Linked DNA regions of Mus musculus: all the other regions are linked to region 4. Evidence: chromatin loops called from intact Hi-C (ENCODE). Cell type or tissue: left cerebral cortex. All regions are shown on one strand.

Region 1 (4,000 bases), 73 kb before region 4:
AGTTCAAGTTCTATAATGAGCACATTAGTATTACATTATGTAAATTAATCTCCATAATGTGTAAGTGGGAAAGGTCTAAACTAGGTCAGCATAAAGTAATCACTGGAGTATTTTATCTTAGAGAACAATTTGGTTTTTCCCAAGTTCCTCATGTGTAAAACACTTTATTACAAATTTATCTTTTACTTTCCACCAGTATTACAGTATTTATTTTCCAGTGACTGCGCTCTCTCTCTCTCTCTCTATATATATATATATATATATATATATATATATACACACACACGCATATATATATCTATTTACAGATAGATAGATAGATAGATAGATAGATAGATAGATATAGTGCTCTACTACTGTCTGCAGAAAAGCCCCCGCCCCACCCTTTCTGCAACTCTGGAGTGCTGGGATTAGAGTTTATGTGCCCGAGGAACGTTTTATTAGGTGCTGGAGACTGAAGCCAGTACATCATGAACTCTAGGCACTCTCTGTACCAACTCAACTCTATCCCCAGTCCCTGAGGCCTTTTACAAATCTCCTGACTTTACTAAGGGCAACCTTTTCTTTCCCACAAAACAACCACTACTTAAAACTGCATCAAAATTTGTCTCCAAAAGTTCCAACCAGCTCACTTTAACTCTGTATTCCCTCTGTATTGAGCTTAACACTAATTTAACAAGCATTTTGATAGATACTAGTTCCCTTTTTCTTTCTTAAAGGTATTTAATGGTTTGGTCTTGTTTGAGACAGGGTCTCTCTAAGTAGCTCTGGCTGTCCTGGAACTCACAGAGATCCAGCCGCCTCTGGTTCTGCCTCCCCAGAGCTGGCTGGCATTAAAGGCTTGTACCAGTGTGCCAGACTTTTCCTTTTTTTTTTTTTTTTTTTTTTTTTTTGTACCACATTCTTCCCACCCCTTACAGACCCATCCTCACTGTGAACATTGAATGTAGTCTCCACAGCATGCAGCTGTCAATACAAGGCCACTCTTCACAGGAGCAAACTTCGAAACAAGTGATAAAACCCAGTATCTTATACACCCAGGAAAACAGAGACTACGTAAAATAGAGCAATGCTGCGGAGGGGGGCGGGGGGGAAGGGAGGGGGCAGTCACCACAAGAAACCTTCCGGCATCTAGGGCTACATAGTGTGATCTGTCTCAAACAAACAAACGAAGTAAACAAATCAAAATAAAAGCCACCTTGCTGCCTGAGAGCGTAGCTCCGTGGTGGAACTTAAGACTGGAACGCACTGGTTAGAAAGACAAAAAACAGGTACGCTGTAACCTTCCGATGGATATTGCTATAAACTCTGAAGTCCTGAGAAGTTTTCCTCTTATGCACAATGATGAATACAACAACCTTTCTGTTTGGAAGCCCAGCCGATATTAACTAAAGCCAGGGAAAGGATAGCAGGGATTTACCCTTTCAGGCTGGAATGGGGCAAGCAGGTGACAAGCGGAAGGGATGTAGGACATTGGGAGAGAGGTCGCCCAGACTCCTCCCCTTCTCAGGAGCCACGATCCAGTTCACAGCTCCTCCGCACAGACCCTCGCCCGTCCGCAGCTGCAGAACCCCAGGCCCCGCAGGCGCCTCGCCGGAAACCAGCGTCGGTCCCCGCATCCCGAGGAAGGGTCAAGGGAGGACGCGTTCCCAAGGCCGCCTCCGGGGCCCAGCCGGCCCAGCCTCCCCCAAAGTGGAGCGACCTGGGAACCCTGAATGAATAGCTCGACAAGGCTGACAGTTATGTTACCTGGATGGAACTCTACAGACGGAAACGGCAGCTGTAGCCATTGCCCTTCGCCCCAACATCGCCTGTCTCAGCGACACTGACATTGAGACCGCCGCCATCTTCCTGTAGGCAAACGCCAGGATGCGAGTACGGATCCCCGCTAGGGACTCACTTCCTCCGTTCTCAAAGCAATGCGGCCGCAGTGAAACAGAGGCATGTTCTGTTTGTTTTCCTTTTGCGATTGAGGACCTAGAAAAGAAATTAAAGTTCTAGCTGAAAGAACTAAAGAGGGAAATGGATGAAAGGACTCAGTGAATGCAAATGATGCCTCTATAGAAAGTAATCCTTGTTAGTAAGGTTGGTCATTTACATTGAGGCTGAGAAGCCCAAAAGAAAACGCTTCGAAAAATGTAAACACCTGTAACTCATAATTTTTCAAAGAACTCGGAATATCTGAGGCTGGGCCCACTGGAAGAGCCGGAGGGCTTCTTGAGTCTTTGAGAAACTAAAGTAGTACTTTCCCAAAGTGTTGCCAGATTCCGTTTGCAAGCCTTCAGAACAGGCTGCACTCAGTTTGATGGTCTGTAGTTATAATAATCATATTTTCCACACTAAAAAGCTAGCCTCGCAAAAAAAAAAAAAGGAAGAAAGAAAGAAAGACCATATGGATTTACATGAAATCTAGTGGGGGCTGGGGATGTAGCTCAGTTGGTAGAGTGCTTGCCTACCTAGCATACAGGTACCAAAGGCTTGGTGATCTGCTCTTATAAGCCTTTGATTTGAGGTTGAGGGTAGAGTATGGAAGGTTGTCACTGGAACTACCAAGCAAACACCTCGCCCCCCCCCCCGCGCCCCACCCGGAAAAGGGGCGGAGCCATCTTGATTATTCTTCCTATCTCCATCATCCCTTCCATTTGTCACCCATTCCATTCCAATGGCCATTAAAAGTAACAAAAAGCAAAGATTATAAACGATAACCAGGTTTAAGTGTCCTATCTAATCGCACCTGGCTCCTCAGTGCTTCAACAAACCTTTTCTTTTCTTTTCTTTTTGTTTCCAAGTCTGCGATGTCAAATCCAGGGACAGGTGTGCAGTTCATCACTGATCTACATTCCTAGCTTCTTTGTTTCTTGTAAGAGACAGTATCTCTCGATGTTATCCAGGCTAGACTTCAACTTACCACCCTCCTTCTTCAGCCTCCAGAGTATTCACAGACCTTTTCATCCACTAATGTCTTCAACGTTGTTTCTCAAACGATACCCCAACACTGATGGGAGAACATTAGTTTTCATATTGATATAGCGTTGGCCTGGGTATTCACAATACCTGTCATGATTCTTTCTTAATGTACTTATTTATGTATGTATGCATACAAATGGGTGCCACGGCACATGTGGAGGTCAGAGAACAGCTTTCAACAGTCAGTTTTCTCATTCTAACTAATGTCATAGGTTTGGTGGCAAGTACTTTACCACTGAGCTGTCTAGCGGAGCCTCTTAGGGTGGTCCTTGGTTGCTCTTTTTGCCTCCATCTTTGAAATGTATTTAGAATTTGATTATGTTCCCTGCCTCTCCTAGTAGGACTCTGATCCAAACCACAGTCCCCCTCTGCAGGGATGTTTGCATTTGCCCAATCTGCTTCAGCTCAGCAATCAAAACTATGGGGTCAGAAGTCACACATTCCCCTCTTTTCTACTAAACACCTTTTCTAGCTCAGCTCATCCTCGGAAAAGCCAGACACCTTATTATAATATTTTTTAAGGCCAATGTAGGGACGAAGATGTAGCTCAGTGGTATGGCATTGGCTTATCGTGGACATATGCCTGAGTTCAGGCCTAACACTGGAAGGGAAAAAGACTCCTGACTTTACTCACTTACTCTGTTAGAACTTACTCTGTTCTCCGTCAGTTGCTATACTCTAAACCCAATAGATATTTCCCAATATACCAGGCATGATTCGGTCTGAAAGACTTTACCTTGGACATTCTCTAGGCCCAGGATGCTTTTCTAGCATCTGGAATACTCTTCTCCCAGTGATCTCCTCTTTCCCTTGCCCCTGCTCTCTGTCTCTGTCCTTCCTCCTATAATTTTCTCACATGTCCCCTTCACTGGGAGGCTCTTTCTAACCTCCAATTTCAATCTCACCCTAGAAATTTCTGTATGAATTTCCAGGCTTCTTTTACTTCTGCTTTGCATTTTGTACGTTGTAGCCGTTTGTGGAAGTTCTATAATATGACCAGGGAGGCAAGAGCAAAAATCCTTTGAGAAATAAG
Region 2 (4,000 bases), 390 kb before region 4:
CCCTCTCCCTCTCTCTCTCCCCCTCTCTCCCTCTCTGTCTCTCTCCCTCCCTCCCTCTCTCTCTCTCTCCCTCCCTCTCTCTCTCTCCCTCTCTCTCTCTTTCTCCCTCTCTCCCTCTCTCTCTCCCCCTCTCTCCCTCTCCCTCCCTCCCTCCCTCTCTCTCTCTCTCTCTCCCTCTCTCTCTCTCTCTCTCTCTCTCTCTCTCTCTCTCTCTCTCTCTGGTTTAATGTACATTTTCAAGGCCCTGGTTTGAATGTGTCTGAGATAATTGGTGCCCCTAGGAGGCACTCTGCTAAGCAGCTAATTCTGCCCCTCTTCCCCAGGGAGGATAATTGTTGTTAAAAAACAACAAAAAAAGTAAAATGTGTTGTTTTCTCATGTAATTATGTAACTGACATCTTTATATAATAATACATTTGGGTGGTCTGTCCCTGAAATCCTTGGTTTGTTAGGAAACATTACCGTTTCCACCAGTAATAACTTACTCCTAAATATTATGAAAGAATTTCATATTGTTACATTGCATCATTACAGTAATCAGAAGCTAAACTCTCTAAACGACTTTGCCACTGGAAAAAGGCTTCTAGGGTTTTTTGTTTTGTTTCTTTGTTTGTTTGTTTATTTTGCTTTTTTTTTTTTTTCCTCAAATGAGCTAAAATGTTCATGAGATGGAATGCTCTATCTCAGCATGTCTGGAAATAACAGAATACAAGTCCGTCGAATGTGGGGCCTCAAAGCCACTGCAGTCACTACATAGGACGTCCTTCTCACTACAGTCCCTCTCCATTGGTTCATTTCGCCCCATTGCACTGAGTTAGGACCTGGGGTCTTCCCTGCTGCAGCAAACCACAAATATCTTAACAATGAGCACACCGCCATTCGAGTTGAGTTCATTTTAATCCACATTGGTAATGCAGTTCTGGGCCTTGCTGATTAAAAAATGACCCACTTAACGCAACTGAATGGAGCATCCCCCCACCCCACCCCCCGCCCCTGTAATTCTTTTGGGACTGCAGATTGCCATGGTCCTAAGGAGATAAGCATCACTAATCCCAGACTCAGCCAGGACTTGACTCTAACGAATCAGGATGGCTGATTATTCCACCGGAGGCATGCTGCTAAATTGCTGTTACCTCAAATTTGTGTGGGAGGCCTTTGCAAAGTAGCAGAGAGGAGAGTAAGTCTGCAGATAAAAACTGGGAGAAAGAGGAGAGCCCTGGGGGACAAGAAATGGGAAATGAAGAGAATGTATAGGAAGTATTAAAAGGCAGGGTCATAGTTGACCAGAGTTGGTTTTAAAACAAAAAGAAAAAGAAAAAAAACAAAAAAGGCTAGTCTTGGTAGCACACACACCTGTCATTCCAGTCCTAGGGAGACAGACAAGAGGACGGCCATAGTTCCAAGCCAGCCTGGCTGCATAGTGAGTTCCAGGTCAGCCTGGCTACATAGTGAGAGCCTGTTTCAATCCCTTCTCTACCCACCATCCACCTCAAATAAAGACCTGAAATGGGAAAAGGGAAAGTCTGAGATAATAGCAAACCCAGTCTTGTGGACTCACTCGGCAGTTGGGTCAGCAGTGGCCATGTACAGAGAAGTCAGAGGCTTTGTAGAGAGTCGCCGTTTTGTAGAGAGACTAGGAGCGGGGCCATCTCTCAGAAGAAAAACCCCCACTTTCTGCTTACTGGAGGGCACCATCTGTAATTGCTACTCAACATCCCGAGTTAATGCTTCGAGGGTCTCTTCACAAAGCAAGTGTTTAATGTCTAGTATCTAACCACTTAATATTTAACTTTTAGTGCAGCGTATCAATACCTTCCAGCCATTGTGCTTAGATACCTGGTATTTTTTTTCATTAGCAACCGATAGGCATCTATAATGGTTAATTCCGTGGCCGTGTTGGTATTGGATACTAGGTTATGTTACAACACAAAACAGTAGTCACATAAGAAGGTTCTAGTTTATACAAACTAAACAAGTCACCTAATCGTAGAAACATGTGGGCAAAACTGAAATTTAACATGGTTTTTAATGCCTTTGCATGGAGATTGTCATACAAGCATTCTCAAAGGGCGAGCTATCTGGGGTGTCACCGCTCTCATCTGAAGATAAGGTATACATCAAAGCTGGTATAGATTCAATTCTGTGTTACAGTAAGAAACCACCACTTAGTGCTAGGCACTGAGTATGTGTGCGTGTGCATGTGCGCACACCTGCTCTCTGACATCTCAGCACGGGACTCCATCACTCAGAAAAATGCAAAGTCCCTTTTTACCGTTTAACTTTGTAGTTCCCACCCCAGCGTACCACAGTTACTCCATAGAGGATATTTTGGAATTTTAGAGTAAAACATGGAGTAGTTGGTGATTTTCCAACTCCCCCGTACCCCCAACACACTGGTACCTTGAAGTAGTTCACAGTTTCAACATTAGGTGGCGCTACATTCCTTTTGATGATGTCATCTCTCTCTAAGGTTGAGTTTGGGGACATAAAAGGCAAACACTGTAAGGTAGGTAATAGAGGTTAAGTTGTGCAATTGGAAGCATCCAGTCTGACCCTGAGACTTGAAGTTCCACAGGGCCTGACAGATATGCATAACCTTTCCTAAGGAATTGTGGTTTAAAAATAAATGTACACTTTTGTTTTTTAACTCTTAGTTTTGTTTTCTTCAAATTCCTACTAGCTCACAAAGGCAGCTACTTAGGAATTGTTTGAACCTAACTACTTAATAAATGAGCTGTTGGGTATTTTGTTTGGCCAAGAGACACTATGAGAACTGTCCAAGACTAACAAATTCATGGATCAAGAAAGTTTGGGATCCTTAACTCAACTGTGAACTATTACACAGCCCACTGAAGCTATAGCAAATGTCTCCAGTAGATTGTCTCGTTGACACATATGTCCCTGACTCTATCCTGCCTGACTGGGGTGAGCTGCAATATCATGTTGCTTATACCCTCCCTCCCATATAGGAATTCTTTCCTTCTCAATAAATCCAAAAATGTACGTATTCCCTACCAAATAGCTCATAGGAGTTCCTAAAATTTGACTGTAAATAAAAGAAATTCTCACAGGAAATTCAGATCACTTAGCCCTTTGGTTCCATTCCAGAACTGGCATTGTGTTCTCGGGGTGGGGAGAGTAAATAAGTTAAATGAATCCCAGAACAGATTAAAAAAGAAAATATGATATTTTGAAATTAAATATTCAAAGAGGAAAAGTGGTTTTGTTTTATTTTTAAAGTGTCTCAAAACAACTTCCAAATGACAAAGCAAAGACAGTGCTGCAGGTGACTTAGAGGTGCTTTTCAATTCATCATGAAACAGTTCTTTACTTGCAAGAATATTCATGACAGGGTTCCCCGAGATACGAACCTCCTGGGGGCATGTGAGAATACAATTTAAAAACAAATTTTTTTTTAAAAAATTCAATTTACCTCCAATTTTTTTCGGAAGCAAAACTTTGGATTTAAACAGGGTGCATCTGTTTCCAGAAAATACCCACCGGTGGGCACAAATGCCCACCCATGTGTGTGTGTGTGTGTGTGTGTGTGTGTTCACATGTATGAAAGTGCCCACCCACAGGGCCGTGTATGGAATATCAGCGCTGTACAGAGCTCACACTCAGCACTCAGCAGTTTTCCCGTTGAACACACCCCGAGCTTGGGCGCTAAACTGCCTTGGCTGCTGCTTGCATTTGATCCTGTTGGGAATGAGGCTAATTGCTGAAGAATTTCCATCTTAGCCAGGCTGTTAGCGCTTGAAATTAATTGGAGTTTTTACAGAATATTTAAGGCTTACTTGTACAGAGACCTTGGCTGTTCGGGAGCCTGGGTACATCCATTTTTCCAGATTTCCTGATGTATCGTCTACACCGATGCCCACCCGAGAAACAAGTTTTATTTAGCAATCATTTGATTGCAGAGGGTTGTTTGCATCCCCTCATTCAGCGGGGGACATCTGCGTGCACACCTTCTTTAAAACCCTTTCTGCCATCCTAACAT
Region 3 (4,000 bases), 170 kb before region 4:
ACTCTTGTTCTTTTGTTCCAAGAAAAGTTTGCACCATAAGACTTGGACTTGGGTTTCGGAACCTTCTTCTCTTCCACATCATAGCTCCATCCTAGATGGAAAACAAAACCAAAACAAACCCCACAGGAACAAAATTAATGAGGATGCTTAAGAAACACAGCAAGCAAGCAGAGGCTAACTCGTATAATTTCATGTTCATTTATCAACAGGAATAAATGTCAACACATCTGAAATATAAATTTAGTAATTTGTTTATTCTCAATCCTGTGTGTGAAAGTCCAAACACTGCCTGGAGATGAGTTGTCATATTTCAAAGTGAAGGAGTAACCTATGATTTAATTTTCTTGCTTAGTTACCAATGGTTATGTATTATATAGAATCAGATTTCCATACATTGCTTAATATGTGACATCTTTAACAGTACAAAGAACTCAATAATATAACTCACCTCGCTGCTCAAAGGCCTAGTGTCTGAACATCTGAAATACTAAAGTTTTCCCTATTCTCCACCCCATCATTTCTCTTGAGAGTCCCAAGTTCTGTCCCCTTACTAACTAAAGAATGATCTTCAGCCTTTATTTAATGGTTATGTGATTAGTTTGAATCATAACCAACTACACAAATATTGAGAGCTGACTAGAAGACAGTTGGACACAAACATCTGGTGGGTTCCTGAGAGGTGTACTTAACTCTCAATTTCAGGAGATTTTAAGGCAAACCAAACTGAGAGCCTTTGGTCAATGTGTTCTGAGTTTGTCTCTTTTCTTCAAATGGCCTTTTGTATGTTTTGTAACTTGGGAGACTGACCTTACTTGTAGAGCATTTCTGTTTTGAGTGCCCTTGAGTGGCCTCTAGTGTTTAGGGCACACTCCAATCAACACTCCTCCTCATGTTTCCTTAAGTTAAACAAGTCTTACGACTCTAATTTTTCTTTATGGACTCCACTTTCCCACCATTGTTTTTCAAATAACTCATCTTCATGCATGCTTCTTAATTGTGTAATTTTTTAAAATTTAAATATTTTTACAAGACTTTAAAAAAATTCCTGACAATCAAGTCTATGCCACAGTGCTCACTCGAGCATGTTACAACCATGGAGGAAGAACCAAGAAGTCTTCTAATGTGGATTCTAAGTCTTGTTGTGGCAGTCACTGGTTAGGTCACTCGAGAATTCTGATATTCTTTTGCCAACTGGTAGATGAGAGCATGCTTTCTCATCCCCTCCACCTGCCAAGACAGACTTTCCAGTTTAATAATGATGTCCTGAAAGGAAATGAAGACCTGCAAATACTATGGATTCTAACTGCTTACCTTCTATTAGAACACAAGCACAGCTCTATTATCTGTTCTGGTTATAGACTTTCAAAATGCTGTGAGGGTCAGTGCCATGAGAGAAGAATAGACTATTTAGACACAGAAATGAAAAAACTGGTTTAGTTTTTCTCATGGGAACTCTAAGGTCGATTATATTTGCTATCAATGGTTATAACAATGCAGAAGAGACCTGTAGTTTGGCTATGATCTCTCCAAATGCTCTACCATAGTCACACATGATTATAAGGAGAAACTGTCTCCCCTCACATTTTCCTGTGGAAACCAGCTTTGTCCCTAAAGCTGAACAAACAACTGAACTTGTCTGACAGAGAGCAGCGGGGTTTTAAGATGGCTGATGGCAGTCACAGCAGCCAATGAAAGTAAAGGAAGACTTGTGTAACTTTGGCTGTCCCATCACAGCTGCTCTGTTCTGGGACATTATTAAGGCAGAACTCATAACGAAAACAACCCTTGAGAAGATTTTGAACATGTACTCAATGATGGGTAAATTATATGAATTACACATACTACACACACTTCTGCTTTTTCATTTCTCATCTGAAACTCCTAAAAGAGAAGAATTGTGCATGAAATATAGAGCAACAAAATTTATTAGTAAAATATTCACAACATATAAATTTTTCCTTTTTCAACCTAAAGGTATGGTTTTTTCTTGTTTGTTTTTCTTTTCTTTTTTTTTTAAACCAAATAATCCAAACTGTATCTGAGATGAAACAGTACACTGTCTGTAGACTGCTTATATAAAGCTAAGGTGCATGCTATGGCTATGGTCCCATATGTCGTCTTATTGAGTCATTCAAAATCAGGCCTTGTTTTTTCCAGCTGTGCAACACAAAGATCAAAGCAACTGAGTCCAAGGCATTGCCCAGGGATGGAGTAAGCTCCCGGGTCCGCCATCCCTTCCCACTGTGGAGTAGCCATATGGCACAGATTAGCCACAAATCCACCCACCAGCACCTACATGATGAGAGGAGCTGACTTTGCTGTCTCACACAGTAGAATGCTTTCACAAAAGTATTTTGTAAGAGAAGTACAAATGCAAATGCTTAGTAAGCTTAAAATGTGATCTTTAATGTCTAATAATAAATTTCTTTTTCAAAAAGCAGGCCATCTTACTTTGTAAATCTTTATGCTGTGGCTGGATTGCTCTATTTCCGATGCAATGATGGTCAGTCTTTTCACATATGCACATATACACACAAGCATGCATATACATGTTCACATACACATACACGCATGCCCTTGAAAGCAAGCTAGCTCACAATGGTTGGCTTATTATGCCTTTCATGCGAGATGAAGAAAAGTCTATTGTTTTGATTTACAGAGCCATTTCATTTATGTCTCTGTAACAGACACACAGGCACATTCATTAGTTCTTTTACTGCTTATGGCAAAACTTCCTTCCTTACTCTTGAGGTCCTGGGAAAGGCTCTTCTCCATTGATAGCATAATCCAAAACTCTGACGTTACTTAGTGTGGAAGTGAACAGTTTAATACTTTGTGCTGGAACACGTAAACACCGCAGCATGTGACACAACAGGAAGACCCTGCTCCCACCTCTAGGGATCAGAACAAGCAAGTCTTTGAGACACAAAGGGAGGCACATTGGCAGTTATGGACGATTTCGAGATGCTTCACCAGAGTGTAGTCTGGCATTGCCACACCTCGTGCAAGGCAAGGCAGACACCTAACACTTAAAAAGAGGAAAGGCGGAAAGCTTGCCTGGAAGTTCACTTTAAACAACGCATTTTGAAATGATTTTAACTATCTTAGATATTCTTTTAGGAACCGTTATGGAAGTGACTCAGGCTGTGGATAAACTGGTGACCAATCCTTCCTTGGACTGTCAATAAGCAAACAGAGGCACACACAGCATTTGGAGATTCATTAGAATAACAAACACCCTACACCCACTAGAGCTTGGCACCTTGCAAAACACCATCATCCTCTGATGCAACAGTCAATGGTCTCTTTCAACTAATTTTTCAAACAATATTCTGCCATAGAGATTAGCATTATTTCCAAAACATTAATTGGAAACATTCTATTTGGAATTTGCCATAAAGCAAAGCAAGAAATCAACCAAGTGACTTTTGTGCTTCAAGAGTACAGTTGAAAATCGGTTTAGAAATTTAGAACACATTTCTTTTTAATTCCTTGAGAAGATATATATGCAAATATCTAAAACTCATGACCAGAAATTTTGTGGAAATTAATCTGGGGCAATGGACTATGCAGAGGAATTCCCACAGTCCTACTTAACTCATAAAATACGTGGAACCCCAGCAAACCATGACACAGAAAGAAGCCTACTTTAAGAAAAGTGATTCCAGAGTTCTACAGGCGTCTAAGGAATAATCCCTTGTGACCTGAACCGCCAAAAATCTCTCAAGCAAGGATTAGCAATAAGGAGCTAAATAGAAACCACCACCACCACCACCACCACCCTAGGCAGGCTGTTGGTACCAGTAATACTCACCTGTGGATCCACTGACTTACAAATTCATTTGTGGCCTCTAAGTCTATGCATCCATCCTCATGCGATCACTTATAATGTACACAGAGGGAAGCAGACATTGAGTCTCCTCGTGACTGAGGTCAAGCGACGCACCCTCCCTGTCTTCTTGGTTCAGCCCTCAAACTCCAGACAAGAGTCCTCTTCAAG
Region 4 (4,000 bases):
GTGAGGGCGCTGGAGGAGGCGGCCGGCGGAGCGCGGGGACCCCGGAGGACCCCGGGAATGGGTCCCCAGCACCTCTGCTCCAGGGCTCCGGGATGAGACTTCTGCAACCCGCCGCAGGATCCCTGAGCTGCTTCAATGCCCGGGGGAGCAGTTTCAGGAGCCTCCCTGCAGAGCCTTGGCGCGGGGTCCCGGAGACGTTTTGTGTCCCGAGGTCTCTTACGTGTCTTACTTTGCGGCCACCCTGCCAGCTCCCCCGCCTCCCACTCCCTCCCGCGCCCCCTCCCCCCCCAGCCTGGAGTAGGTTGCTAAGAACCCCGACCCCCGGGCACCTTCCACCCGGGCCGAGCGCTGCGGAGACGCGGCCCTCGGGCTCCACAAGTCAGAAGCAAACAAAAATGTTTAACACCTCGGAGCCGGCCGCCCCCGGCAGTCTCGCCCTCTCCCTTTCTTTTCTCCCCTTTCACTTCGTCGCGTCTGGAGTCGCAGCCCCGAGCGGGGGCGCCGACGTAGGCGGTCTGCCCCCCTCCTCCCCCGCTCCGAGACGCCCCAGTTTCTGTCCCGACTCCTCTCTCTCTCTCTCTCTCTCTCTCTTATTTAAAAAAAAGATTGCACCATGATAATGAACTTCTGCAGCCTCAGTTTATTGAGTGCAATGCCTGGCATTCTTCGCCGAAAGTTGGCGGGTCTTCTCATTTATAACATTTTCTGGCACGGCTGAATGAAACTGAGGAGGCGATATTTCCTTTTATATAAAACGATTACTTCACGGAAAAGGCTATATTGTTTATTTCAAAGCTGCCTTTTAAATTTCTATTCTTTTCGCTTCTGAAGCCCGAACGACAACAAACAGCGAACAAAACAGACAAAATTCTTGGACATTCCCAGGTCATTGGGATTTGCTCTTACGGATTTCAAATTCGCCCTTCTTCTCTAGCCCCAGCCCTAGCGCCCCCCCCCCCCGGTCCTCCTCTCATCCTCCCACCCCCATCTTCCATCACCCTCCTCCTACCCCCTCCACAACTGCAAATAACTCAGTGATAACAGATTTTTTTCCACCAACTGCAGGAGATAGTGCTAATCTTTTAATAAAAGGTCCCATTACAATGGGATCTGTCTGGACAGACTATAATAGATCCCGAAATACAGCCGTGCTAATATTAGAAGACAGTTGTTTGGGTGCCTCTCAGACGGGCCCAAGCCCCCCTTTGAAAGTGGGCATGAATCACAAAGCCCCGCGGCCGCCGCACCTGCACCGCGCGCATTCGGTGCAGCAGGCTGGTAAAAACGGGTGACCTCGCCGCCGCTTTTCGCTTTATAATTACAGTCATGAGGACGGAGCGGCGGGGAGGGGAGTGGGTGACCCGGGAGAGCCGGCTTTTTGCTCACTTTAGACGGCTCTGGGGCTTCACATCCTTCTTAATCTTGCCAGATTCATTTTGTCTGTTTCTGTCTGTCTGCCCGTTTGTCAGTCTCCTTCCTCTTCAGGCTTTTTCCTCCCTCCTCCCTCCTCCCTCCTCCCACTCCCCACATCTCTTTTTCCCAGCCCTTCCCGGCTTCGGTCTCCCCTCCCTCTCCCCGAACTCTGCCCATACTCTCCCTCCCCTTTCCTCGCTTCCTTTTCTCTTCCCTCCAACGCATTAATGTGGAGTTGTTTAGTGCCCTCTAATGGTAGGCGACATTAACAATTAATAGCAAACTGTCCCCCTTGCAGGAGCCGCCACTTAACGGCAGAATTTCAAAGTTGAACTGTTTTCTTCTTTACTCAGAGATACTTATGCTGTGATGTACTACTGAGGAAGTTTGTTATTCACCTTCCTATGTCCCCACCACTATTCCAGGGGGAAATTTTACTTAAAGGAGAGCTAACAATTACTGTTACTTGACCTCTCCCCATCCCATACATCTTATTCCCTTGCCAGAGAAACACCCACCTTCTGTTTTAGCTAGAATTAATATATATATCAAACTGTTTATCTGGATTTGGAAAATAAGCATTTTAAGTGCACACAAGCTCTCAGGTGGTAGATTACTGATTCCCATGGCCACCAATGGCCATTAGAATGTCCTTAGGATCGCAACATCATTGCAAAAAATTTTATTTCTTTCCAATTTAAATACATCTTTGGTTTCAAGTCATCAAGTAGCCTTTGGAATTTGAGAGGATTTTCTTAAACTTTTCAAAATTGGAACCATATGAGGTGTTCAAATTATACTTATGCCTACTCATAGATGAGATCATTTTATAAAGAAAGGTTATTTATTCTTTTAAATTATGTATGTATGTGTGAGTGGAGGTTTCCAAGAAGTCCAGAAGATGGACCATGGGATGGGTTCTGGGAACTGAACTCAGGTCCTCTGCAAGAGCAGTGCTCTGCAAGTTCAGTGTTCTGAACCTTAACCCCTTAGGCATACCCAGCATCCTCAACGAGGTCAGTTTGCCTAGCCTAGCACTGGCAAACTAGTTGTGCAACAGTGTAACACTCTCCTACAGGAAGTTCCTTATGCAGGAAGGCAAATAATTCAAAACAGCTTCAGGAAGTCCCCGAAACTGAGCAGATTCGCTACCTCCTTCCTACCGAGTTAATAATAAAAGCTGAGAATCTAAAGGAAAATGAGCTACAAAGACGACTGCAAAGACGACTCTGAGACAAGAGAAGCTGCCGGGGAGAATCAGAAACCAGCCAAGCTGCCTGGAAGAGGTTTAGACCAGAATCACTTTGAAAGGACCCTCTGGAACCTGTTGAGGTGCCTGCAGTTTGTGAAGTGTGCTGTGGGTTCCCCAGCTTTTGTGAACTGTCACCCAGGCTGGGGTGGTCCATGGTGAGGCAGCTGTCTTTGAGTCATTTATGCTCTTGTAAGTAACCCCAATAAAACACATTGATTCACTGGGATGGACTTGGGTGGTATCTGTACTTTGTTCTGTGGTGGGATCTCTATCTGGGTTGAGTAGATGTGTGTGTTGCATCTCCCTATGGAACCTTTTGTCATAGAGACCATTTTTAATATCTTCACGTTCTCAGCACTTTCTGGAAATATTATTTAAAGGACTATAATTCTGCCTCCCCCTTTAAAAATAACATTAAACAGTGAAAACACTGATATATCTTGCATGAGCTGATTAGATTTAAATAAATCATTTATGTAAATATACACAATCTAGTGTAAAAGGATCATACAAGTATATACAAATGATACTTTTTGGGGCGGGGGTTGCAGTGTTTCAGACTTAATGGAAACTAGGAAGCAATTAATTTGAGTTAAAAGCATATTTATCCAAATAAAAATATTTGGCCTACCCATACAAATTAAATGTCATGTGGATGTGTGTACCATAAAATTATGTAAATTAATTTAATCCAAGATGTACCCACACAATTCCAAAATGACTGGGAAAAAAAGTAATTTTTCTTTGTCTTTTGAGACAGGTCCTCAAGTAGCCTGGGCTGGCTCAAGCTTGATATGTAGTTGAAGATGCCTTTAAACTCCTGCCTCCACCTTCTAAGTCCTAGGATGACAGACAGATGTGTGACACCATATATGGCCATTTGTTTCTCTTTTTCTTGTGTCATATCAAATAATCCAAGTACTCACTTTACAAACTACATTGATGAGTCATTTTGGCATCATGCAGTTAGGTCAACACAGATCAAGTTAGAAATGCCACCATTCCATAGGCTTCCCTTATGGCCAGAAGACCCAACACAAGATTGCTTCTAGTTCCAGAGAGGGTGGCCCTGTAGGTCAGGGTTGAGGTCGCTGGCAAACACAGTGTGGAAAACCACAAGTGCCCGTTGCGTTTGGCCTTGTGAATACGGAGCTTTGCTGTTTGCTCAGTGCTACAAACCCATCCTGTTTTTCAGCTGCACCTTGGATAGTATTGATCTGTTTGGGAGAATGTCTGCCTCCGAATTTGCCCACATCAGTTACCAGGACTCTTGTCATCCCCGGGTGACTTTCTGGTCACATCTGAGGAAATGAGTCCCATGTCAATGCCAGCTCC
Region 5 (4,000 bases), 330 kb after region 4:
CATTTTTTTAATTTAAACACATTCTAATATTGATAATGATGTTAATTCATATTTTTAACCTATATGCCCCACAGCAGCAGCAGCAGCAGGCTGGCCTGAAACTCACTCTGCAGCCAAAACTGGTTTCTAATCTTCCTGCCTCAGCCACCCAAGTGTTGGTGTTACAGGTGTGCACTGTCATGGCCTGTTTAACATTTACCTTTTAAATGAGATAATGCCACATTTAAATTTCATTTTAAGCAATCCGAAATGTTACTTTGGAGGAGAGAATAGTAACAAAGTTAACCTTCCCAAGCAACTATGTGTGTGCATTGAATATTTTGCATTACAGCATAGATACAGTAACAATTCACTATATCAAATTAATATTCTGATGATAAGATATCAACTAGCTCCCTCTGGTGGCACTGATGATTTAAGCTGTTGGAGAAGAAAGATGTATAAAACAGTAGTGAGGCTGTCATTTTTTTTTTTGGAAATACTTTTGATGTCTTTGAATTAATTACATAGGTGTTTTAATGCAAAAAGTCTAGAAAAGGAGTTAACAAAGGAGGAAGAATGTCTGCACAGATTTATACTCTAAGCCTTTTTCTTCTTTTCATCTGGCATTATTTGACTGTCTTAATTCAAATTAGAGCTTGTTTAACTAAGTACACTTATATTTCATCTCGAAGTTGAACTAGATTATGTTCATTACAATATAAGTGGAATGCTTTATGAATCCTATGGTAGAGATCCCATGGGGTCTTCATCTCAATTGTTCTCCTATAGCATCTGACCTATCGAAGATTCTCTTAATGCCCTTTTCCCTAGCGAACGGTTCTCACCGAGGGCTGAAGGAGTTCTCAGCAAGTGGGCAATCCTTCAGCAATGTCAGCAGCCACATCCACCTCCAGCTTCTTGGTATAGAAAGAACAATCCTACTTGCTCAAAACCGAACGTAATTTTTTGACTGTAGAATTGTCTGGCATTCAAGATACTTGGTCAGATGCCCAACCAATACTTTGGAGAATATATTCAAGTTCAGTCAGTTAGTTAGATTAGATAATCTTTCCTGTTTCAGATGATTCCCAACCTTGCCTTTTTAACCTAGCATCTAACATTTGGGTGAAGCAATGTCTGTTGACCTTTCTTTAGTCCTAACATGGTTAAGATGTTTCAAATCATACAACACAAATCTGTACCTTTGTCTGAAATTATCCCTCTAAGAAAACCCTTGGAATCTTGAAAGAGACATTTCTAGTGTACCCTGACGGCCAGTGGACCGTGGTAGTGATGGAAGATCCTTTCACCATAATTTTTAAGTGGTTGTACTTCAATGAGGTGTATATTGGCTAGTCCTCGCAGCAAGGTTCCCGGTATGGATAAGGGTGGCATTTTAATTCAGACTGATACATGGGCAATATGAAAGGTAGAAGCACACTCATTCCAGGGCCACATGGGAACATCCTGGGGTTAAGGGTAAGTGCTGTACCTGAAGCACAAATAGACCTGTGCTTTGTTCTTGTTAGACGAGAGGCCTTGAGTGTTTGCCTTCTCTTCTTTGCTTATAACATGTAAGCATGATCATCTCACCAGGCGTTTGTGAAATATAAATATTACTGAAAATTGGCTGCACAGAGTACGGAGTCTGACATTTAAAAAAAAAAGACTCTTTAAGGCTCTTTCTTCTCTTAGAGAAGGGAAGGAACAGTTTTAAAAGTGGGGTCATGGCAGGAAGTACTTGCTCTGTCTAAGACAAGGAAGGCAGATGACACGCTAAACACAAATTTCTTGTATATGATTAGATTGTGTCCACGCATTTTCCCTGATAGTATTATCTTGTGAGTAAAAGGATAATTCCTCCATCTTTCACGCTATTTTGTAATATTCTGCGCTGGCTTTACTGTTTGGGACACTCTTTCATCTATCAGGTTTGGCTTGGCACAGTGGAAGATCCTTAACTGCCCTGAAATTTCCATCTGTCTGAACAGAATCCCATGTTTTGTACCTACCTTCCTTTGCTCTGAGAACAGCATCGAAAGACAGTAGCAAAATCTGTCAGGAAACCTCAGCTTCCAACTTATCCTCGTGATTTATCTATGACGATCTAGTGGTATTCAAAAGATGCATAATTAAAGTCAAGTTTTAGAGGCTAGTGTTTGCAATTGTTCATTGAAATGGTGCCATCATGTGGTGTGAGTAGGAACAACATGCATCCAGCAAGCCAGTACTGCAGATAGCAAGTTGCTTTTAGTTTTTTTTATATATTTAATTTCATGTGGAAAACAAATGATAAAATGAACCCCTGAACCAAGTGATTAGCTATCAAGAATCCTGGACGATGTTCACAAAGCACTGTGCTGCTTTGGACTGTTTAGTAATTTGATTTTCTTCCTTTTCTTTTTATAGTTTATTGAGTGTCTTTATTTATTTATTTTTACTTATTTACTTTACATCCTACTCACAGCCCCTCTTCCCAGTCAGTCCCTCCCACAATACTTCCTCCTCTTCCTTTCTCCTCTGAGTGGGTGGGGGCCCCCTGGGTATCCCTTACACCTTGGCACATGACTCAGACAAGGCATCCCATCTAGAAGAACATATCTCATGTATAAGCAACAGCCTTTGGGATAGTCCCCCTCCAATTGTTCAGGACCCACCGGAAGACCAGGCTATACATCTGCTACATATGAGCGGGGAGGCCTAGGTCCAGCCTGTGTATATTCTTTGGTTGGTGGTCTAGACTCTGAGAGCCCTAAGGGTCCAGGTTAGTTGACTGTTGTTCTTCCTGTGGAGTTCCTATCCCTCTGGTGGTCGCAATCCTTCCTCCTGTTCTTTCATAAGAGTGCCCAAGATCCATCCACTGTTTGTTTTAATAGTTTTACATTTTTAAATCAAAAGATAATTAAATCATTTGACCCTTCTCTTTTCTCCTTCAGATCCCTCCTACTGGTCCCTGACTTCCTTTCAGATTCATTGCCTTTCAGATTCATTGGTTATTTCTGTTACATTTACATAGGCATAAATATGCAAATACAACCCACTGAGTCCATGTAGTACTGCAGCACTCAGAGAGGAGCATCGCAGAAAATGACAGCTTGTGAAAATACAGGAACAATTGATCGTGGGTGCCCTAACAGGTACATCTACAACACAACTCCTGTACCTAAAGCTAAGGGGCAGAAAGGTTGTAAGGGCCAGAGAACCAGGAAGTCTGCTGTGAAATTGTGTCTCCTAGGAATTGCATGGAAGTTACACTCATAATCCTGTAACAATAGGGCTACCTAAGTAAGACCCTAACAATATCATCACTAATAGACATGCTAACATGGAAGTGGGAAATGTCAAGTGACCCAATCCCTTCACAGAGAACTATGGCAAATGAAGGACTGTGGAAAGACAAGGAGTTAAGAGCGCTCGTCCCTGAAACAATATATCTAAAAACAAATGTATTAATAATTAACATAGTTGACCAACATTAAACACATAAGTGTTCTGTGGTCTACATGGTAGATTGACCATATCTTAATTTAAATGGCAATGAAGAAATTAAAACATATAAAGGGGAAACCCCCTGGCAATGGGCAAGGAGAAACACCTGTTGTTGGTAGTGTTCTTATAGCAGTCAAGGGCAGAGCAGATGGCAGTCCCTTGTTCATCCTAGTCTGATGCCTGCTTTGGTGACCAAAGCTGTTTTATGCCTGAGACTCATAAATATCAAGTTGAAGAAAATAAAATCTAACATACACAGGCAGCTCAGTGAGGGAAAAGGAAGAGAGACAGAGACCTGTTGACCACCATGGCACCCACAGACCTGCCCTCCTGAGTCTGGCACAGGACACCACTTACCACCACACCACAAAACGTGGATGGGGGTGTTGTTACCCAGGGGCTTGGAGCAGGAACCACCACAGTGTGCAAGTATGCTGCAGTCAGATGGAAGAGGAAGAGAAGAAACTTGAACATTATGAAGAGAGATGGAACTGGAGACTTGAGAATGGAATGAAGTAGCCTGTTGTGA
Region 6 (4,000 bases), 580 kb before region 4:
TTTTTTTCCCTTTTTGGTTTAGTTCCTGATTTTTTCAGACTGGTTACCCAATCGCTTTAAAGGACGTTTAGTATGAACAATGAGCCTTTGGACCACAAAGTTCCTTATGTGCTTACAATAAAACTACATTATGGAATGTTATCAGTGACTATTGCTTCTTTCTCTCTTTTTTTTCTTTCTTTTCTTTTCTCACAGAGAAACCACTATGATATACATTTCGTGGATTCAAAACCCAGACTTTAAAAAAAAAAAAAAAAAGGTCCCCAAAGAACTTGTATTTAATTAATATATAATTTATTTAATTAGTTCCCTGCCTCTTTTGTGGTGATTGTCTTGATTTCTGGTTCCAGTTTTTACAACAGGGAGAGTTTCAGGCATTTTTCTGGTTCACCTCACGTTGTCCACAAGGCGCCCCACCCTACCCTTCCCACCCCCGATCCTCTGGTTGGTGAACTTGAGACTTGGTGCAGTTTTACTCTCTTTCACGCCCGTCCTCTCTCTGTGGCGGCTTTGCAAAAACAGTTTTGTGCAAGCAGACATGACTTAACTCTACTCCGCACATAGAGAACTATTCAACTTCACTTTTATGTGTTTTGAATACTGCCTCATGCAAGACTGTGACAGCAATAAAGTATGCATGGGCAACCTTGTTTTAATAGCAAAAGGGAGCTGCTTTTAATTAATAAGTGGATCTCTTTATGTCTGGGATTTTCAGTTTATTTTGTGGTTCTTTAGAGTTCTTCAATTATGCGGCCTAAAAGGACTATGTTAGTGGAGACTAAACCCCTTTTAAAAATTCTGTCACCTAAATGTTTTCTGTCTGTAATCTCTGGGTTTTTTTTTTTTTTTTCTTCAGATTACTGTTTTTTCTTTCTTTTTTTTTCCTTTCTTTCTTCCTTTCTTCCTTTCTTTCTTTCTTTCTTTCTTTCTTTCTTTCTTTCTTTCTTTCTTTCTTTCTTTTTTTAAATGCAAAAACCAACAGGACCCCTCTGTAGCAGTTTTTGTCCAAAGCGTTAGCAGGTATAGCCCACAATTGCAACTTGTATACTGTAAGCCACAGTGGAACTCAGTACCACGTTCTCCAATGGATGATCTGCGTGCAGATCTGTACTCTTCACTTGGGACATCACAGAAGCTCCATTTAAACCAAAGGGTCCGGTTGTATTTCCTTCTCCTGACATCTGCTTGTAAGCGACTTAGAAATAATCAGTTGAACTCCTATAGGAGAACCATCTCCTGGAGGCTACAAGAGTCCTGGTGGCAACCATTGTGACAACCACCTTATCTATAGATTTTTTAATCAGCTCAGTCAAAACCTAGAATACCATTTTGTCTTATGACTTCCCCCACCAGATCGCTTTCATGAATGTCCATACGGGTGAGTGTATCCACGGGTGCTTGTTGCGGACTTATGCCTGTTTGTTCTCTTTGAAGCAAGATCTGCCTGAGAAACACACTTTGGGGATTGAAAGGAACTGTCTAGGCACGATCATTTCATAAATACAGGAGATAGTAACCTTGATGGGTTTTTCACAGAAGATCTCACATGTCAAAGCCAGAAAACAAAGCCACACTTTAGAATGGTGCTTAGAAAAAATGAAAAAAAAAAAATCTTTCTCTCTAAAAGTGAGACCTGGGTTTTTCTGATTTCTTTCTGGCATCTTGGCGCCGCTGACCTGGCAGTGTGTCACATCAGTCAGTAGATGGCAGTACTGTTCCACGGCAGCACTTTTTCAGATCCTTGGACGCACTGTCTAACATTTCATTACAGTCTAATTTTGAAAATGCCTGATTAGCTACATTAAGCAATGTTTGGGTGATTTTTTCCCCCCTTTTAAACTTACAGAATTACAACCACAGCCTGAAAGGAAGCCATTATTGGTAGACAACATGATTATCAGTTGCAATTTAGCCCGTGTAATAGGGGTGCAGTGCATAGATGTTTAATTATATTTGTAAAGGCAGTCAGTATAAATATATAAAATGGTTAACAAGAATGGTTATGATTTCCCAGTTATTTTAGATCAGTATTTTTATCTGACCTCTCCCTCGAGCACCACCGAATCATTACGGAGAATCACGCCAATGGAATAGTTCTTAGTTCTGCTGAGAAGTCTTGGCGTATAATTAACTCACTGACTAAGCTAGCTCACATCTGTACAGTGGATTTCTTTGGAAGTTAGGACAAGGGCCGTCCTTGGAAAAGGTGGATTATGTTCTTGTGTTGGGTCTCTGCAGGTCTCTCAGGCATTGTATAGTTCAGAAAAACAGGCTGTTCTTTCGGGTTTTTTTTTTTTTTTTTTGGGTTGTTGTTGTGTTTTGTGTGTGTGTGTGTGTGTGTGTGTGTGTGTGTGTGTGAGATCTAGATTATGTTAACCAGCCAGCTCTGTGGTTTAGGATGAATGTAAAATAAAAACATTGTCACTCGCACTGGAAACTTGTGCCGTTGGTTGGCAGTTGAGGCACTCCAAGACGTTTTCTTATTTAACATACTTGACTATGGGGAAACTCCATGTTGGATGGGGTGTTAAAATTGGTAGATCCTCCCTCCCCCCGTTAAGAAACAAAAGCATTATGTTATTAATACTACATTTGAAATGTTTTTGTTAGGAAATACTTTGGGAAGTGTCTTCCTTGGAAATTGAATGTTAAGAACATCAGAACATCACCCCCCCCCCCACACACACACACCTGTCAGTCTTTGGTTTTCTCATCGATTGACTGGATACATCACCAGCGCTGTAAAATCATAGCCCTGGGCTGGCCTTCTAAAAATTCACATTTTAGAAGCGGCAGTGCGTTCTTGCTGTGATCCCGCGTTGCCTCTGCATATTCCAGCAGATACACTTGAAGGACACGAAGCGTCTGCACTTTGCGGGGCAGAAGGGATTTGCCTCAGTTCCCATTTGAAGCTTCCTCTATGTGGGTAAATCTCTAGTAACCGTGCAAGCTGGAAATTTGCTGCATAAGCCACAGTCTTCTGATAGACAAAGCATGTAATTTCTCACTGGTTTTGCTGAGTAACCCACCGCCCGTGGCCTGGATAACACACTAGGACAATTCATCTAGTTGAATGTGTGTGTTTGTGCACATCCATACATACATAATGCAGACACTCCGATTATAACCACTATAAAATAGAATAAAATAAAATAAAATACGCCGGTGGGAATTTGTATGACTTAGGCCGAGTGAATGAAATAGAGACATGACATATTTATTGCCTCTTAGCAGACAGAGATAAGTATAATAATAACAACATATGCTAAGGTGTTTTGTGTCATGGACACCCCACCCTACCCCCATTAGGTTCTGATGGGAGATGATGTCAGCCAGCCAGGAAGCACAGGCATCAAGCTCACTGGTAGCACTGCCCAGTGGAGTGAAACACTTGCATCAAGCAAGAACTCCCTTCCAGCAGCAAGGTGGTGAGAGTCAGAGAGTGCCTCTGTGCCCTTTAATGATGTATTTTAAAATTGTGCCTTAAAATGGTAGAAGACATGTGTTTATGAAAGTGCTGCTCAATTCCAATTTTAATTTATTGGTACCTTATTGAATGTGGGGAAACGTCAAGATTCTTCGTGTTTTGACCCACACGCAGAGATTTCATGAGCAGTGTCCTTCTCCAGCCTGCTGTAGGATAAGGGTACAGGGGGTGGGGGTAGCAGGGGGTGTGGCGTGGGGGGCTTCATTTCTGTTTTATGCACAGCCAGACTTGCTCTTATGTTTGTAATATTTAAAGGAGTTCAATAGGAGGCCCACGATTCTTTGATCTGATGCCACATTCAGTTTAATGAGAAAGATTTTTCATATTGCGGGTATTGAACGTCTCCGCCACTTCAGACCGATACGTTATAATATTCGATTTACACCTTGTACCCATCTTTTATTTCGCATCCCCGAGTCCGCCCTCTTCCCCTCTGCTGAAACAGGTAATGACAAAGATCCTCCTCAGATCAATTTTTGTAAAGGGGCACCCCGACGGGTACCAAGACTGAAG

What was found. Hi-C counts contacts between places; a loop is a spot of excess contacts. Peaks named below come from ENCODE experiments on the same cell type or tissue, not always from the same donor. Only the 100,000 strongest peaks of a DNase experiment are listed, where the experiment ranks them.
Region 1: it touches region 4 in a loop (2.4-fold over the local background); 3 of 42 quality-filtered maps call a loop at or near these places.
Region 2: a loop joins it to region 4, with 7 times the contacts of the local background. A loop is called at or near these places in 19 of 42 quality-filtered maps.
Region 3: it touches region 4 in a loop (1.8-fold over the local background); 6 of 42 quality-filtered maps call a loop at or near these places.
Region 5: a loop joins it to region 4, with 2.7 times the contacts of the local background. A loop is called at or near these places in 6 of 42 quality-filtered maps.
Region 6: a loop joins it to region 4, with 10 times the contacts of the local background. A loop is called at or near these places in 27 of 42 quality-filtered maps.

What each region holds. Positions count from the first base shown.
Region 1 is chr13:114,386,210-114,390,209 of GRCm38, forward strand. Ndufs4 (NADH:ubiquinone oxidoreductase core subunit S4) reads right to left here and starts at 1,885. Exons shown (of 5, transcript NM_010887.2): 1 at 1,750-1,885. The coding sequence starts at 1,847. In left cerebral cortex, no CTCF peak of the experiment used is centred here; a DNase peak (open chromatin) is centred at 1,871; H3K4me3 peaks cover 1,780 bases; H3K27ac peaks cover 1,187 bases.
Region 2 is chr13:114,073,738-114,077,737 of GRCm38, forward strand. All of the region lies in intron 4 of Arl15 (ADP-ribosylation factor-like 15), which reads left to right. Among named protein-coding and RNA genes, the nearest start is that of A430090L17Rik, 76 kb to the right of the region's middle. In left cerebral cortex, a CTCF peak has its summit at 2,424 (motif pointing right); a DNase peak (open chromatin) is centred at 2,431.
Region 3 is chr13:114,288,776-114,292,775 of GRCm38, forward strand. Ndufs4 (NADH:ubiquinone oxidoreductase core subunit S4) reads right to left here. Exons shown (of 5, transcript NM_010887.2): 5 at 1-91. Among named protein-coding and RNA genes, the nearest start is that of Gm41072, 82 kb to the left of the region's middle. In left cerebral cortex, no CTCF peak of the experiment used is centred here; a DNase peak (open chromatin) is centred at 2,251.
Region 4 is chr13:114,459,154-114,463,153 of GRCm38, forward strand. The region is part of intron 1 of Gm41074 (a long non-coding RNA gene); the gene reads left to right. Among named protein-coding and RNA genes, the nearest start is that of Fst, 2.2 kb to the left of the region's middle. In left cerebral cortex, a CTCF peak has its summit at 1,689 (motif pointing left); DNase peaks (open chromatin) are centred at 25, 28, 103, 459 and 3 more places; H3K4me3 peaks cover 1,230 bases.
Region 5 is chr13:114,791,320-114,795,319 of GRCm38, forward strand. The region is part of intron 1 of Gm34790 (a long non-coding RNA gene); the gene reads right to left. Among named protein-coding and RNA genes, the nearest start is that of Gm34790, 25 kb to the right of the region's middle. In left cerebral cortex, CTCF peaks have their summits at 420 (motif pointing left) and 2,180 (motif pointing left); DNase peaks (open chromatin) are centred at 398 and 2,169.
Region 6 is chr13:113,875,904-113,879,903 of GRCm38, forward strand. All of the region lies in intron 1 of Arl15 (ADP-ribosylation factor-like 15), which reads left to right. Among named protein-coding and RNA genes, the nearest start is that of Arl15, 83 kb to the left of the region's middle. In left cerebral cortex, a CTCF peak has its summit at 1,704 (motif pointing right); a DNase peak (open chromatin) is centred at 1,721.